2 separate regions of the Mus musculus genome follow, and region 2 is linked to region 1. Evidence: chromatin contacts called from ENCODE Hi-C or POLR2A ChIA-PET data. All regions are on one chromosome and are shown on one strand. The core of a region is the stretch at or near the end of the contact, and the rest is flanking DNA. Distances in the headings are between cores, read along the strand shown. Region 1 holds the start of Fignl1 (fidgetin-like 1). Region 2 overlaps Grb10 (growth factor receptor bound protein 10).

Evidence for each region. Hi-C counts contacts between places; a loop is a spot of excess contacts on that map. ChIA-PET counts read pairs that join two places held with the same protein, here RNA polymerase II (POLR2A).
Region 2: a loop to region 1 is called in a map of mouse trophoblast stem cell, with 2.6 times the contacts of the local background. The contact joins the enhancer-like site here to the promoter of Fignl1 in region 1. A Hi-C loop is called at or near these places in 1 of 37 maps with a recorded cell type or tissue (mouse trophoblast stem cell). POLR2A ChIA-PET finds 5 or more read pairs at or near these places in 5 of 5 experiments (Patski and embryonic stem cell).

Annotation. Positions count from the first base shown.
Region 1 is chr11:11,807,550-11,810,411 of GRCm38, reverse strand. It overlaps Fignl1 (fidgetin-like 1), which reads left to right and starts at 1,450. Exons shown (of 3, transcript NM_021891.3): 1 at 1,450-1,517.
Region 2 is chr11:11,938,515-11,941,341 of GRCm38, reverse strand. All of the region lies in intron 11 of Grb10 (growth factor receptor bound protein 10), which reads left to right. Among named protein-coding and RNA genes, the nearest start is that of Ddc, 42 kb to the right of the region's middle. Within about 2 kb of position 1,546, at least 1 of the 3 ENCODE cell types and tissues checked has a DNase peak (open chromatin) inside an H3K27ac peak, as active enhancers do.

The sequences.
Region 1 (2,862 bases), core at 201-2,700:
ACCAGTTCTGTCTGCTTAGGTGGCAATTTCTTTCTTGCAGGTCCAATAACTTCTGACCATGAAAATAGAGTCTATCAAAAGCAGTTTGTGTTCTCGGTCAGCAAGTTTACTACTTGCATAGCTTAAGCCTTAAACTCTTCCACAGTAGACACTGGGTTGTGAGCCTAACAAAGCCAATTTAAAAAAGACGGACGCCAGAGAATAATGTTGCTTTTTGCAGGATTCCTGGTCTTATAAAAAAATAATTAAAACAAAACAAAACCCAGACTCAGTAGGAAACCGAAAGGCAATTTTGAATTTAGGGGAAAAATAAGACAAGCTAGACATGTTGGCAGCCTCTGGAGGAGGCAGACGGATAAGGGGAAAAGAGACCATGCTTTTGGAGTTAAAGGTCAGAAAGGCAGGCAGGCTCAACAATGCAGGCCTGGGAATGGCTGCATGGGTAAGGAAGGTCTTCAGCCTGATTAAAAATGCCCAGAGCCGTAGAGCAAGCAGGGTTAGGAGTGTTGGTCAGTATTTGAAGGAGATAGGATGAATAAAAGAAAAGTACAGTTTTCCCAGTGAAAACAGGCAGGCTTAGCGATGAGGGTTGTAGACAAAGAAACCAAAAAAAAAAAAAAAAAAACCACCCAACAACCCAGCACAGCCCCCCTCCTCTCCCCTCTCTGACAATCAGCTCCCGACTGCTTGGAGCCTGACCCAATGGCTTGTTATGCCTATACAAACAATTAAGAACCTAACCCTTGGTGACCTCTCCCCAAATTGCAAGCCGTCTTGGTTGGTAATAGAGAGGTGGGGGTGGGGTGAGGTGGGGCCCAAAGCTATGAGGGGAAAGTTCCCTCGGTGACTCCAGGACTGTCCATGTTTTAGCTACCTACGATTAGTTTTTTTAAAAAAAAAAAAAAAAAAAAGCTCTTCAGTTCTTACTGGACCCCTGCCAGCTACTACTTCGGTAATCTCGGTATTCCGTCTAATGCTGGCTGTAGCCTTTGCTAAACCTTCCTGTATTCGAGTCTCACTATTTGATAGCTGCTGCTGAACTGGTTAAGGCCGGAGGGCGCCGGGGCGGGCAGGCTCTGGAGTGGCGGCCCGGAGGCTACACCTCCCCTTCCCCCTCCCGGGCCGCTTTCGCCCTCCCAGGGGACTCGTGCTCTCTACACTCCTGAGCTTTCTTTCCTCTCTCACTGCCTCTGCCTAGGTGCCTTTGCAGCACCTAGCTCGGCAAAAAGAACATATTAAGGCTGCAGTGAACGGGAAGCCAAGGGTTTGCTTAGATTTATCGCCACCGCGCGGGCTAAATCTCCCTCATAGAGCGCGGGCCGGAAACCCAAATTCCCGCGTTAAGGCCTGGGCGGTGACCTCAGGCCTTCCGAGACTCCGCCCTCACGCTGCGTGCAGCGCGCGCTCAGCCGCCCTTACTCTACACGCATGCGCAACGCGGGCCGAGCCGTCACTTCGCGCAGGCGCACTTCGAAAGGCGCGCTTTTCGGTGGCTGCGGTCCCGGCAGGGAGCACAGGTGGGCCCCGGTAGGCTGCTGTTCGCCGCTAAGCCGGCGGGCGGAGGCTGTGGTTGCCATGCCGGGTGTACTTTGGTTTTGTTTTCTTCTGTCCGTTCTTGGCCTCGGGTTGTCGGAGAGGGTGGCCTTGGGAAGCCCGCGGCCAGACGGCGGCTGGGGCTGAGGGACGCCGTTGGGCGTGACGGTTTGGGGTCAGTCAGCCACAGCTACCCCCCGCTAGGACTGCTGGGAATGCTGTAGCTGGTTTGCCACCTAAATGTACTCATTTTGAGTTTCGTGCTTTCGGCAATACTAACACAGGTGAATTTTCTCCGAAAATCAGAAATGCTCCAGCATCTGAACTTGACGCCTAAAATAACATCCTCATCATGAAACTTTTTTTTTTTTTTTAAATTCATTCCTGCTCAGAAAATAGTATCTACAGTTAACCGTCTGGTTATGTAGCTAATGTATATTTTAAGTATACGTGAGTTGTATTTAGAATGGAGTCCCCTACCTGATGTATGTGTCAATACCTAGAAATCAGACACACTCCTGACCCCGAGCAGTTGGACTAAAGATACTTTTCAGTTGTGATAACTGGTTCCAGGCCATACGCAGTCGCTACGGCCTGAGGGGGGAACCTTCCAAAGGGAAGAAATAATAATTCATAATCTATCATATTTCTAAGTTCTGGGGACCCTATAATGCAACAACCTGTCAGCTAAATAATGGTGCACGCTGTTTCTCCCCAGGTGACGACATAGCTTAAGAGATATTCTCAGAGTCACTGCTGAAAGAACAGATTATGTATTCAGAATTCAGGGCCTGGGAAATGGCTTAGTGGGTCAAAGCTGCCGAACCTGAGGACCTGAATCCCTAAGAACTGTCCTGGTAAAAAGAGAAAATTCAGTTCCTGCAAGTTGCTCTCAGACTTCCCCAATTTATTACAATTAATTAAAACTTTTATGTCCAGTGTCTAAAGCTAGGTCTTACAGCTTCAGATCCTGTGTTCTAAATTCCTATGCTACTTTGCCACTAGTAAACTAGAGTTCTGTAAAGTTCAAAAATGATGTCTGGAATATAGTAGGCCCTCCAGTTTTTAATCATTTTAGTGGATACCATGAACTACGTACTAAAGAAAATCTAAATACAATGAGAAGTAGTTCTTGTTTGCAGAAGCTTCCTGTCTAGTTTGAATGACCAAAACATTCTTAATCAGAAAATTAACAAAGTAAAGAAAATTGAAATGTAACTCGGTTGCCCATACTTTATAGATTTCTATCAAGCACAAAGGTTAAAATGACTTAGAAGTGTTAGATAATACGGTCAGTACTTGTGTCATTGAGCAACAGACTGTTTTGGG
Region 2 (2,827 bases), core at 297-2,796, 130 kb before region 1:
GGGGTAGTCTTCTCCTTCACCATGTGGGTTCTGGGGACCAGATTCAGGCTTGGTGACAAGTACCTTTACTCTCGAAGGCGTCTCGCCAGCCCAGAAAGATATTTCTTAACACGGCAAGTTCTGAATGTGGAGACATGGCTGTTGTCTCTTTACACAAAGAAACAAAACAGTCCACTGTCACCTTAATCCTCGGCTGTTTGGGAGAGTCACATTTAGTTTGATGTGAATAGGAAGTGAAAGGCTACATGGCAATGAAGCAGGAAACATTGTTAGGGCACACAAAGGAAATAACATTAATTGGACTATACATGTATCTTTAAAGCCCAGTCAACTAAAATAAAAGGGAAATGAAAGAAGGGAACTCTATAGACAGCTGGTACATAAATGGCTAATGGCTTAACAACTTAAAGAGGGTGTGTGAATACAACTACCACCATGTAGGGCCTTATAGTCTTAAGTACAAAGTGTGAATTTGTAGTCTTTAAAAACAATAAATGTGAAAACAGTCTACTTCCTTAGTAACTGAGATTTTAAAAAATGCGTTAAAAATCCAATGCAAATAAAGTATAATTTTATACCTACTTATAGAAACGATCTATTTAAAATAATTCATAGGTCAAGGAGAGAAGGCAAAAGAAAATCAGAAGATATGTCAGTTGAGTTATAAAAGTACCACAGATTGAAATTACAGCAGAATTTCGGAGACAAATTTTTAATGTTGAGTACGTGTTTTAAAAGAAAAAAGAAATACAGCTTCAAGTCAGTGAACTAAGTGTCTTGAAAACAGCATTCAAGCCAAGTAACAAGGAAGGGACATGGCAAGAGAACGGGAAATTGAAGAGTATTATACTCCCAAACTTGTATAGTCCCAGATGGAAAGGCCCTTCTCCAAAGTACTTGGCACCAGGCACACTTTGGCTTTTGCTGACCCAGGAATGTTTGTCTAAACATGAGATACATTTGTTTCATGCATATATCTTGCACATGGCCTGGAGTAATTTTACACACTTGCCTAGGTTTTAACACAGGCCTATCATTCAATCCTAAAATCAAATTTGGGGTTTTCTACTTGAGATGCTGTATTGTTACTTAAAAGAGTACATATTTTAGAGTTTCTTAGTTGGAGTGTCACTCTAGATCCCCACCCCCACCCCCACCCCCCATTAATGAGCTACGGTTACAAATTCAGCAAAGCTCTTATGCATTATTACAGTGAAAGGGAAAATAGGTGTGAGTTAACGGCCTGAATGTAATCCAGAAGAGAGGAGTCAGGTGTATGTATATATAGAATTATACACACACACACACACACACTACTTGAACCTACTGACAAAAATGTATGATAGTTTACCCAAAGCTTTACTGACCAGGGAAGCTCACCCAAGTCTTAGGGTAGACCCCAATTTCCATGCATTGTTGGCCATATAGGCCCATCGTTTATGTGGCTGGCCTTAGTCCCTAGCATGGCCCCAGAGGCAGCATGAGTCACATTCTTAACATAGACTTTGTGGTCTGGCCTAGGGCCCCAGTTAAGCACGTATTATCAGTCTGGCCATTCTTATGACTCAGAGGCCACTGCTCTCCAGTGGGTAGCCCAGCACAGCAACATGCATCTTTAACTTACTAAAAAGCCATGTTACTTGATCCCTTCACCACAGTCAGGCTGACATAAGAGTTTTCTCCGTGCCCTATCTGAAATGTTCATGTTGTGGATAATCATTCTCTGCATAGTTAAATCCCTAAGACAACCTTTTGCTGTGCTTTGTATTTTCAGATTTTATTTTAATCATCTGTATATTTGCACTATAAATTTTCCCCTGAACATGTATTCTTTTCTGGAACTAGATGAACTCAAGCTATAATATGAACCCTAGAAACTCTTGGTCCTGCCTACATTATTGAACGAACAGCTCACTAGTAGCAGTAATTTCTCACTATCCTTTGTCTTGTGGCTCTCATTTATGTAAAAATGTCAACCATTTTTGTTTTGATTTTTTTTTCTGTTTTTTAGCAGTTTTCTCGTGATGTGTCTGATTTATATATTCTTGACTCTATAGTTTGGTATCTTCTCAGCAATCAGAAGGAATTCTTGGTGATTTTCACTTCAAACACTTGTCTTAGCTTGTCCTCTCTCTTCTCCTCTCCCAGGAGAAGACTTACACTCATAGTTTTGTCATGTTGTACATGTTTGTACTTTAGGGAGGAGTGTTCCTATAGGACCAAAAGCTACAAGAAAGCTTGTGTCTCATGAAGGAAGGTCAAGAGGATGGTGTACCCACTTCATGACTTTATTTCCTCTTCTTGGTGCCTGCTCGCTTGCTATCATAATTTTCTAATTTGGTGTTCTGAATCAATGGTTTGAGGGCTGTTTAAAGTATATGAAACCTCTGTCCTCTGGAGATCAGCTTTAGAACTGGCTGTGTGCACCAGGTTCTCAATGCTTATTCTTGTCACTTTGAATCACTTGCTTCCTTCCTTTGTGTTTCTGTGCCATTATCTGTAAAGTGGGGCTGATGATAGTGTATCGATCATTAAAATAGGTAGTAACTATTTGACTCATACAGAACTCAGGAAAGGCAATTATTCTTGACCTTGGTATTATGAACTGTGTTGTTGCCCTGTTTGTTTCCCTCTCCCTTCAGCTCCCCTCTCTCCCAAGATAGAAGTTCTGAGGCAGAACTGAACAGATGTGCACCATCTTCAGCCTGTTACACTCCTGGGGGGTGGGGTGGGGGACCTTTGACAGAGTACTTGGCTCTTGTGTATCAGCACTGCCCTCCCAGCTGTGGGGTTTGCTGTGGGCTGGGGCTGGGGGAGCCCTCGGGTG